Regions from separate parts of the Homo sapiens genome. Here region 2 is linked to region 1. Evidence: read pairs that join two places in POLR2A ChIA-PET (ENCODE). Cell type or tissue: CD4-positive, alpha-beta T cell. All regions are shown on one strand. Each heading gives the region's core, and the rest is flanking DNA. Links, peaks and the distances in the headings are about the cores only.

What was found. ChIA-PET counts read pairs that join two places held together with the same protein. Peaks named below come from ENCODE experiments on the same cell type or tissue, not always from the same donor. Only the 100,000 strongest peaks of a DNase experiment are listed, where the experiment ranks them.
Region 2: POLR2A ChIA-PET joins it to region 1 with 22 read pairs; 7 of 35 experiments call an interaction of 5 or more read pairs at or near these places.

Annotation. Positions count from the first base shown.
Region 1 is chr2:26,182,505-26,187,869 of GRCh38, reverse strand. GAREM2 (GRB2 associated regulator of MAPK1 subtype 2) reads right to left here. Exons shown (of 6, transcript NM_001168241.2): 3 at 4,773-4,903; 4 at 2,594-3,637; 5 at 1,512-1,681; 6 at 1-639. Among named protein-coding and RNA genes, the nearest start is that of GAREM2, 12 kb to the right of the region's middle. RefSeq lists a silencer at 2,829-3,068. In CD4-positive, alpha-beta T cell, for the core only: a CTCF peak has its summit at 2,999 (motif pointing right); DNase peaks (open chromatin) are centred at 2,989 and 3,629; H3K4me3 peaks cover 1,289 bases; H3K27ac peaks cover 211 bases.
Region 2 is chr2:26,296,286-26,301,650 of GRCh38, reverse strand. LOC105374334 (a long non-coding RNA gene) reads right to left here and starts at 2,602. Exons shown (of 4, transcript XR_939853.3): 1 at 1-2,602. In CD4-positive, alpha-beta T cell, for the core only: no CTCF peak of the experiment used is centred there; DNase peaks (open chromatin) are centred at 1,320, 1,650, 1,970 and 2,750; H3K4me3 peaks cover 2,374 bases; H3K27ac peaks cover 2,185 bases.

The DNA.
Region 1 (5,365 bases), core at 159-5,158:
TCAGGCTCAAAGGCCTTGGAGGGGCCAAGTGGTGAAAGGCGGGGTCCAGGCCCAGGTGTCCCCACTGCTCTGGGCTCCTGAGAACGCAGCAGCTCAGGCTCTGGAGAACTGCCCTGCCCCAGCTCAAAGGGATCGAAGGGCTCCAGGACTGGTTCCTGCCATTCAGAAGAAGAGGAGGAGGAGGGGGCGCAGGAGGAGGGGGGAGCAGCTGAATAGGCCTGGCCTGGCGAGGCTGGGCCTGGGGAATACGCAGGGCCAGAGGTAGCCACAGGACCCGAGGTGGTTCTGGGCCCAGAAGACAAGGCCGCTGAAGGGCCTGAGGGGTAGGCAGGCCCGGAAAAAGGGTTGAGAGCTCCAAACGGAGCAAAGCGCTTCTGGGGATGTGAGGGCTTGAATAGAGGAGGGCAGCTGTGGTAGGTCTTAACAGGGGTGTCAGCCCCCAGAAGGGAGGCGGCTCGACCGCTCAGAGGCTCTGTGAGGGCCCGGGAGGCCTGGCTGGGCTGTGTGGTTGAGGGTAGGGGACCGGGGGCTGGGCGGCTAGAGGACTCGCCCACCTTGCAGTCTCCCCAGGTGCATGGGTAGCAATAGAGGGAGTAGGTGTCCGGCGATGGGGAGCCACTGCCACTGCGGGAACCCGCCCTGTGGACAGAGACAGACACACACACATAGGACAGGTGAGGCTGAGAGGGAATCCGATAGGGTCACACATGCATTGCAACCAAGCACCACTATGACCTCAGCAACACGGGCCTGCACCCCAGCCCCAGCCCAAGACCCTCCGGAATGGCCGTGTTCTTCCTTCCAGCATCCCCCAGCCCAGGTCAGAAAACACAGGGGAAAAATGAAACGAAACTGAAATTAATAAAAATATTTTCTTTCAATTTTTTTTCTTTTGAGATGGTGTTCTCGCTCTGTTGCCCAGGCTGGAGTGCAGTGGTGCAATCTTGGCTCACTGCAACCTCCACCTCCCGGGTTCAAGCGATTCTCCTGCCTCAGCTTCCCGAGTAGCTGGGATTACAGGCATGTGCCGTAATGCCCGGCTAATTTTTGTATTTTAGAAGACATGGAGTTTCGCCATGTTAGCCAGGCTGGTCTTGAACTCCTGACCTCAAGTGATTCACCCAACTCGGCCTCCCAAAGTGCTGGGATTACCGGCATCAGCCACCGCACCTGGCCTGAACTTAATCAAAATTTCAAAACAGCAAGGAGCTCTCTTCTCTCTATCCTGCAGCAAAGTCCCCACCTTGAGGGGACCAGGGCAATGCTCCCATCCGTTCCTCAACATTTAAGAGAGAAAGAAGCTGAAGTGGGCAGAACAGGCCACTGGGCCCCAGGCCCCAAGACACCCAGACAGCAGTGCCAATCCCTGAGCCACTGCACAGGGAGCTGCACCCTCGGGAATCTCCCAGGCCTCAAGACTTCCTCTTCCTCAGCACTGTAGTTCCCCCTCCTCACCCTTCCCTGCCTTGATCTACCTTAGAACTCAGGACCAAGGGAAGGCAGGGACTCACCCATCCTGGAGGCCAGAGGAGTAGTAGGAGAGGCTGGAGCTGGGGGAATGTACCGGCTGCAGCTTGGGGAAGCGAGGGGGAACCGGGGGGCTGCTGGAGAGCCGGCCGCTGCCATTGCCACCCCGGGGAGGCACTGGAGGGGCATTGAGCAGGCGGCACTCCTCCTTCACCTACAAGCAGAGGGCGGTGACTCCACCTCGACTCCAAACAGCTGGCACTCCTTATCTTCCCCTTCCCAAGCAGCTGGGCGAGGGGGCTGTCTGGGCCTGACATTTGCCCCACTTTGCCAATAGGCTGCCTTGCACCCCAACTGCTCATCCAGTCAGCCAGCCACCCCACCCTTCCTAGCCTTCCCAGCCTATCTCACGCACCCACACCCTGTCCCACAGCCTCCTTCCTGTTCCTTGGAAATCCATCATGGATGTTAAGAAAAAGAACACAAAGGTAGATCAAAACAGGTTAAGCAGACGTGCTCCCTCCTCAAGGAAAAGGAGAGAAAGCAGAGGACAAAGGAAAGCCGAAGGGACAGAGGGAAGGAAGCGTCTGCCACCTGCATCCCTCCCTACAAGTCGTGTACCCCAAAGAGGACTCCATGGGATGCTGACGGGTGTTACGGGCAGGGAGAAAATGTTCTGATAAACAGGATTCCTTAGTGCAGGACTTCTCAGAGCCTTTAATCTACCAATGCTCTGTGACTCCAATATGAGGAGGGAAAAAGGGCTGGGAATCATTCACAGCATTTCTAAGCTTACTTCGCCAAGGAACCTTCTTTTCACGCAACAACTTAAAGGACCCCTGTTCTGTGGTACCTTCTGGGTAACAGTGCTTCGGGGCTCCTCTCAAATCCTCTGAGGCTGGGGACCTACACGCATCTCTGTCCCACAGCTCTCCCGCCACCGCCCGCCCCAGTGCCCCTTACTACAAATGCTTTTGCCTGGCATGCCTCTGCCCTTTCCTTCTCCCCTTCCCCACCCCGCCGAGGAAGACACCTCGTCTGCCACATACTCCGGGGCCGGGGCCCAGGAGAACGGGCTTTGGGCCCTGGCTGGACCCGGGACTCGGCCCCCAGCGCGCTCACTCACCGCCTCGGATTTGGGAGGGACTGGAGGCGGCGGCGCTTCCGGCTCCCGACGCGGCGGTCCCGCGGCCCCGAAGGAGATGAGATCGAGCCCTGGGGGCGGCCGGACGAGGCCCTCGGGCCCCTGGTGCGCCCACAACTCCTCGTAGGGGATCTCGGCGGGCGGCGCGGCGGGCTCGGGCGCGGCTGCCCAGTCGGGGCTCACGTACTCCTGGTCGCCCTCGCCGGCGGGAGCCGGCGCTAGCGGGCCGGGGGCGCGGGCGAGCCCGGGGGCGCGCGGCGCGGGCAGGCAGAGGCGCGCGCGGCGCGGGCTGGCGCAGTCTTCGGCGAGCTCCGCTGGCGCCTCGCGCACGGCCGTGGAGTACTCGTCGGGGTCGAAGCGCTCGCGGCAGTAGGAGGCGCTGTCGCGCACCAGGCGCTCGACGCGCGGGTCCCCGGCCAGCAGGCCCTGCGGCAGCGCGAAGCGCGGCGTGTCCGTGAGCAGCAGGAAGTGCAGCGGCGCCGGGCCCTCGCGGCGCAGCGCCAGCCCCAGCACCACCGTCTTGGAGATGATGCTAACCAGCTTGTAGCAATGACCCTCCCGCACCGGGTGCAGGTCGTAGGGGTTGCGCGGCGGCCGGCTGGGCACCAGCACGTTCACCGGCAGCCTCACGCGCTCGATGATGGCGCGCACCGTGTGCTCGCCCTCTTGCATCTGCAGCTCCAGCGGGCTGCGAGTGCTGAAGCGGCCCTGGCACTGAAAGGGCAGGCTCAGGCTTTCGTTGGTGCGGTGGTTCATGCAGATGAGGCAGGGCATCTTGCCTTTGACCGGCCTGGCGCCCCCGCCGCCAGTGCCTCCCGCGGCCCCCGCGCTCGCTGGGCCGCCGCCGCCCACCCCGGCCAGCGCCCCGGCCCGGCCCAGCTTTCGCAGGAGGGTGGTGAAGCGCGAGCGCTCCTTGGTGGTCTTGGCGCACAGGATCTCCGCCTGGCCCATAAGAGTGAGCTCGTCGCCCGCATGCAGCGTGAAGTTGTACACCTCGCTGTCCTCGCTGAACTCGCCCGACACCACCTGGGGATCCCAGAGACAGGGCAGGGCCTTAGCCAGGTCCCAGGGAAAGCCACACGGCCAGCTCCCAGAGACTGGAAAGGGAAAACAGCCTTCCTCTTCCGCCCTCCCGGGGCTCGGACTAGATGGTAGGCCAGGAGATCCACGTTCATCCTGGAGAGACCACTAGCAGCTGTGCCACCTTAAATGAGTTGCCCCTCCACGCCTTAGCGACCATATCTGATAACTCTTACTTCGAAGAACTGCTGTAGGATTAAAAAGACTGTGCAGTGACATATTTTTCTTTTCTTCCCCACTACTTGGATCAGCAACATATTTTAAAGTATGCAGTAAATGGCGACTTTTATCATCATTGTCTTTACCATTTGGGCGATCATAATGCCCTACCCATCCAACAAGGCTAAGTGAAGAGAAATGAATTGATGGATAAGAAAAGGGTTTGTAAACAGAACAGCACTATCTGTACATAGCAGGGACTGCTTTTAGTTGTTTTTGTTTGTTTGTTTGTTTGTTTGAGACAGGGTCTTGCTCTGTCTCCCAGGCTGGAGGGCAGTGGCACATTCACAGCTCAGTGCAGCCTCAAACTCCTGGCAACAGTCCTCCCGCCTCAGCCTCCCAAGTAGCTAGGACTATAGATACGCACCACTATGCCCAGCTAATTTTTTAACATTTTTTGTAGAGACAGGGTCTCTCCATGTTGCCCAGGCTGGTCTCAAACTCCTGGCCTCAGTTGATCCTCCCTCCTCAGCCTCCCAAAGTGTTGGGATTACAGGCATGAGCCACTGCTCCCACCCCACAGCAGGGGTCTATTTACACTGCCTGCTCACCACAACCACCGCCTCTACAAGTGGGTGCTGGGGCAGCTAGGGACAGGTTGCCCTGAAAAGTCTCCAAGTCAGAACATGACCCTTCCAGACACCCGCTCCTGCTTCACTACCTTTCATAGGAAGTCCTTCAGCCCAGTGGGTCCTATTCCCCACCCTTCTGACATGGCTTGATTGTGCCAAAGACCCCTAAGGGGTCCCCAGGAGCCGCTCTCCTTCTTGGATCCTGAGGGCAACCTTCCAACCAGAGTCAGGGTTGCCCCTGAGGCAAGGAGTAGTGTGGGGACACCACACCTGGTGAGGGAGTGACTGACCTTGACGCTGAAGGTGATGGCTTCCATCACGAAGATGCGGTCAGGGAAGACACTGGCCACCTCCTCCACGCTGCTGAAGTACCTCACTGGCTCCCGCACATCCCGGGCCTGTTCCAGGAGCTTGAACTTCCCTGCATAGTGGGTGACAAAAGTTGCTGGAGTGGGCCTGCCTGCTGGGAGTCTAGCCTGCGTCCCAAGAGCCTTCATGGTCACTTGCTACCATAATCTCGGCCAGCCCCTCAGGAACTCAGGAGGGCCAAAGGGCAGGTTTCCACTGGCATGGGCTGAAGGGGGCTGGTCATCTGGCTCCAGCCTCAGCAAGGTGAGCACAGATCCCTAGCAACTATAGCCCAGCCCTCCCCCCATAGAGAGCCTGTGGGTATGCAGTGAGGCTAGCGGCTGCCTGCCCAGAGAAACCCAACTGCAAATAGCCCCAAACATGTGGACACAGCTGGCCTCTGATCAACTATCAGTGTGGTACCGGGATGCTGGCTCCTTGCTCTGTCCCAGCCTGACCTCTGACTTGCCGTGACAAGTTCCTTTCCCTCTCTGGGCCTCTGGGTCCTCATCTGAGGGGGTAGGGACAGATGATC
Region 2 (5,365 bases), core at 58-5,057, 110 kb before region 1:
AGAAGTTTGGAATCCAGATTCGGCAGAATCCCGCCGCACCTAGAAATTCCCTGACCTGTGGGTGGGCAATGCACCTACAGCCTCCTTGCGTGCACTTCCAAGCCTGCACTGGCCTTGGGATACCATGAATCTTAGCTATCCAACCTGCTGAAAAAAGACTTTTGCCTTGTCCTTGGACACTTTGTAAACTGGCCTGTATTCACCATTTGGCTTCTGCACAGGCAGCAGAGGAGTATTCCAGGAGGACTTGCATTTCAGTATAATCCTATGTTCACAGAGCCGATTTAAATGTTTCGTTATGCCATCAATTGCCTCTCTGGGTAGTGGGTATTGACGGACTTGTACCGGGGAACATAAGGGCTAAGCTCTACTACGACCGGGGGTCTGTTTGCAGCAAGTCCAGGGAGGTTGTGCTCGGTCCATACACCTGGTACCTTGAAAAGCATTCCCCGCATATTGTGTAGGTCCGCCTCCAGTGGCCTTCTGGCACACAGTTTATAGAGCCGCCATTTCTCAGTTCTTGAGACAGTTATAGTCAAAACCATTGCCTTAAACTTTCTAAACTCTAGTGTCATATTCTCTTTAGGTGTAAAGGAGATTTGTGCCTGCAGTTTCTGGAGTAAGTCTCTTTTCAACAAGGGCACTGGATAATTTGGCATATATAGAAACTCATGCTGCACTTTTTGTCCCCCAATAATACATCTCCTGGATTTGCAAAAAGGCCTCTTTTCTTTGGCGCCAGTAGCCCCTACGATAGTAGCACAGTTCTTTGTGGGGGGACTAATTGGTGAGTTACCACAGAGAAATCAGCACCAGTATCGACCAAAAAATCCATTAATTGGCCCCCTACTTCCATAGAGACTATAGGCTCCCCGGGGCCTAAAAGGATGGAGCCCGGTCTATCAGTCCTCTAAATTCTCAGCCCCCGCTAAGCCGATCAGATCAGGATCTGCCTTTGAAGCATGACAACTAGCAACCGAACGCTGCACTCGGGTGTTAGACCATTGACCATTTTCCTTATTCTTTTGACATTTATCCTTCTAGTGTCCTTTCCTTTTGCACTGTCCGCATTAATCTCTCTCTAGCCTCGGCCGGCTTTCAAACTCCTGTCCAGACTAGCCTTTTCCACGACTGTGTTCACGCCCACGTCCCTGCCTCCTTGCAAAGCCAGCTTCTCTTCCTGTAAGGGCTGCTGCTAGTAAATTAGCCTTTCTTAAGCCTCCGATCAGCTTTCTTTTTTGCCTCTTGATCTCAGTTAATGTACACCTTGGTAGCCACCTTAATAAGCTGAGTAGCATTCACGCCTACGGAGCTTCTAACTTCTGCAATGTATGCCGGATATCTCCTTGGGCCTGTCTTACAAATGCTGTATCCACCACGTGCTGATTTTCAGCAGCCTTAGAGTTAAACGGAGTGTACAACCAAAATGCCCACAAAGTCTTTTTTAAAACTGGTTGGTGCTTTTATCTGCACCCTGGAGCACCTCTGAGATTTTTTTTATATATATATATATATTGGTTACCTTTTTCTTTTACCATCCTTTAGCCTTTGGCAGAAGTGCTTCTCGGCAATTTTGTAGGGGTTGAAGCTGGACTGCATCATCTGGGTCCTAGTGGGGGTCCTTTTGTCCTCTTAAGAGGCATAAGCATAACTTGGGCACGGCCAGACCTGAGACGGCCTGCCTGACTTTTTTGTAACCTTTCACTTTAACTTCCTGGAGCTCTGATTTTTTCTTCTGGGAGCCTGTATTTCTTTGAACTTAACTCCTTAGGGGCAGTTAGCCTTGGTAAAGGGGGGTAGATTGGAATGTAGGGAGGAGGGGTCTTTATTCCCTTCTGTGGTTCTTGCAAAACCAGTTTTCTCTTTCCTGAGACTTTTCTTTTGTCTCCATAGTTCCTGGCACAGCTGATTTTTACTTTCACTTTTGGCTTTTACTTTTCACTTTTTACTTGTGGAGTTACAAGGCTCTGTGACTTTCCCTTTAACTCTGTAGCTGCCAGCACAGCTGGTGTCTCTCGCCATGAGCTGCGAGCGTTCTACAATAAACTGCTAGGCAGGGCTGCATTCATTTAGCCATGAATCAATACAAAGACTAGGTCTGAATGCCCTGGTGGTCCTCCAACCCTAGTCACCACCTTAAAACACACGGCCAATTTCTCTGTAGTGCCTTCGGCCAGTCGTCCAACACTAAAAGAGGGCTATTCTAATTCACAGTATGTCCTTAAATTTTGAGCATCCAGTTTCATCCCATAATCACCTCTAAATCCTTTTTAAAAATTTTTTTATCATGCACTCCAAAGGAGTTGGTTTCGACGCTTTTCCTCCCATTTCCTCCCTTGCGGCGCACTTTCACTCTCACTTTTACTCTCGGGTCCACCAGACTGGGTCCTATTACGGGAGTTTTGGACGCTGCTTAGCCAGGAACGTGCCTTCCCCTCTCACAGCCTGCTGCAGCGGTGGACCTGGTCCTATCAGCCGTATACAACGTTCTAGGTCTGGTTTCCCCCACACTGGCCTCGGAACACAACCCGCACTAAGGGATCTGTGCCTCCCCTCGTCACTCCCCGCGTTGGCCTCTCCCGAGACCATCTCTTTCACACACTTTCACACACCTCCCCTACCCCAGGACTCCTCATCGGATGAAACAGGCCTCTCCATGTGCCGGGTGAGCCTAGTTAGGCTCCCACATTCACACACATACACACACCACTCCTACCCCAGGACTCCTCATTGGACGAAACGAGCCTCTCTCATGTCCCGGGTAGGTTCACACGCACATACCCACTCCCAGTTCGGGTGGCAAGAGTGCCAGCAAGCTCTTCCTTGCTGCACTTGCCGCTCTATCGGCCTATTTTCTCCTTTCCACCTTATTAGTGGGGACACAAGCTTCATCCAAATTGGCAGGCCATTCCTGCCGCCCCCCAGCCACTCTGGGTTGGATTAGTGATTGGTCCCCGGGAGGTGATCAAGCTCCCCTTCGCCCCTATGAGACGGGCTTTCCTGCCTTGGGCCTTTTTTCCTTACCGTGGTTCCTGAAGTGCTGGTATCGTCCTGCAGCCCAGTCTCCGGTTCTGTTGCGCTGCCGGGCAGGGCACTGGGACGCGGGGAGAGCCAGTCTCCATCCAGGTGAAGCTCCCCCATGGCGCGCCTTGGATGCCGGGTCTCCCCGAGCCCCAGGGCCCTAAGTCCCCCAGGCAAAGGAGACAGTAAATCTGTCGTCTCCAGTTCCTGTACGGGCCACCAGAAATGCAGTGGGATAATTAAAGAATCAGAGAGACCGAGGGGTTGAGGAGGAATTATTCAATTATTTAGATGCACCGACCGAGTCGGATTAACATTTAAAGGACTGAGCCTTGAACAAAGAGTCAAGCTACCTTTTAAGCATTTTGTGGGGCGAGGGGAGATCTGTGCAGGGGGAAGCCTATTATAGAAACGAGAAGCAAAGACAGTTATTTAACTGAGACATGCATTATATTACTTTTTACTTTTTAAGGAACAACATGTTTTATGACTTGAGATTATCTGTCTAGTGACCTTACAGCTGCATAGCTAGAGAAACAGTCTTCACAATGCCTGGGAAAGGGAGAGAGAAGGCTCACTAGCCACAGAAAAACAGGCAGTTGATTTTAAAGGACTCCAGCTCTTTCTCTTCTTCAGGGGGAATTGGGTTTTTTACATGTAACTGAGTTTTTGCTCACACATTCTTTAATTTCTTTTAATTTCTGTTCCAATATAGCTAAGTAAAACAACAGCATTCCAGAACAGCATTATACTATGCAATTTTGGTCCCTATGTAACCGAATGCAGGTGTGGATGCTTGCTGCTTGCAGAGTCCAATTAACAAGAGCAAGGTCTGGTAGAAAGAAAGTGATTTCATTATCCAAAACTAGTAAAGGGGCCGGGCGCGGTGGCTCATGCCTGTAATCCCAGCACTTTGGGAGGCCAAGGTGGGCAGATCACCTGAGGTCAGGAGTTCAAGACCAGCCTAGCCGACATGGCAAAACCCCGTCTCTCCTAAAAAATACAAATATTAGCCAGGCGTGATGGCAGGCACCTGTAATCCCAGCTATTCGGGAGGCTGAGGCAGGGAGAATGGCTTTAACCCGGGAGGCGAAGGTTGCAGTGAGCCAAGATCGCACCACTGCACTCCAGCCTGGTGACAGGGTGAGACGCTGTCAAAAAAAACCTAGTAAAGGGAAAGCAGCCAGATTCCCATCCAAAGCAACCACTTCAATTTTTGAGGGGAAGGCAGGGGTTTAAAAAGGGAAAATTTGATAAGCAAGGCATTCAAGAACTGTGGTAAATACAACATATGTGTGTCTCGTTCTGGTGGCTCTCTTGGGTCCCAGTCCACCTGGTGTGTGGGCTGGCGTCATCTCAACAATGGCCAGGTTGTTAACTAGCTGCCTTGAAGTCATCTCTGGAATTTTGCAGCTGGGTCTCCAGGCTTGGTCTGTCTGTCTCAAGATTAGTGCCTGGAAGTTCTAGGAAGGCACAATTAGATACTAGTATACAATTAGATAAATGTGAAGGGAGTATATATCGTGAGAAAAGGAGGGTCATGGAGTCTGTTTTAAGGCTAAGGGAAAAGGTTTCTACAGTTTGCTTCCAGGTTATATCTTGAAATTCAAGACAAAAAAAAAGTTTTAAAATGCACTTTGAAGTTAAGCTGCCTGGTGACACATTTGTCCATACAAGTATGAGCGCCTCGAAAGGAAGAGATATCAAAGCATTATCAATGGGTAAGTGGGTATCTCTACTTGATTTTTCATTTTTTTCTACTCTATATTATTTGAGTTGTTCTTTGACAATGAGCATTTTTTATTATATATACATCATGAACTGATATTAAAGTCAAGCTGATTAACGTGTCCATCTCATCTTGTGTGTGTGTGTGTGTGTGTGTGTGTGTGTGTGTGTGTAATCAGATCCCTCGGACTTATTCATCCTATGTAACTGCAATAAACTTTTGTTTTTTCTTTTTTTTTGAGACAGGGCTCTCTCTGTCACCCAGGCTGGAGTGCAGCCTGGACTTCCTGGACTCAGGTGATCCTCCCACCTCAGCCTCCCAAGTAGCTGGGACTATAGGGACGTGCTGCCACATCTGGTTAATTTTTTCTTTTTTGTAGAGACAAGGTCTCACTATGTTGCCCAGGCTGTTCTCGAAAACCTGGGCTCAAGTGATCCTCCCACCTCGGCCTCCCAAAGTGCTGAGATTATAGGTGTGAGCCACCTCGCCCGGACAGCATGTATTTCTTACATTAGAAAAAAAATAAAATGAGAATCAGAAAAAATAAAATGAGAATCAGAAAAAATAAAATGAGAATCACTTGAACCTGGGAGGTGGAGGTTGCAGTGAGCCAAG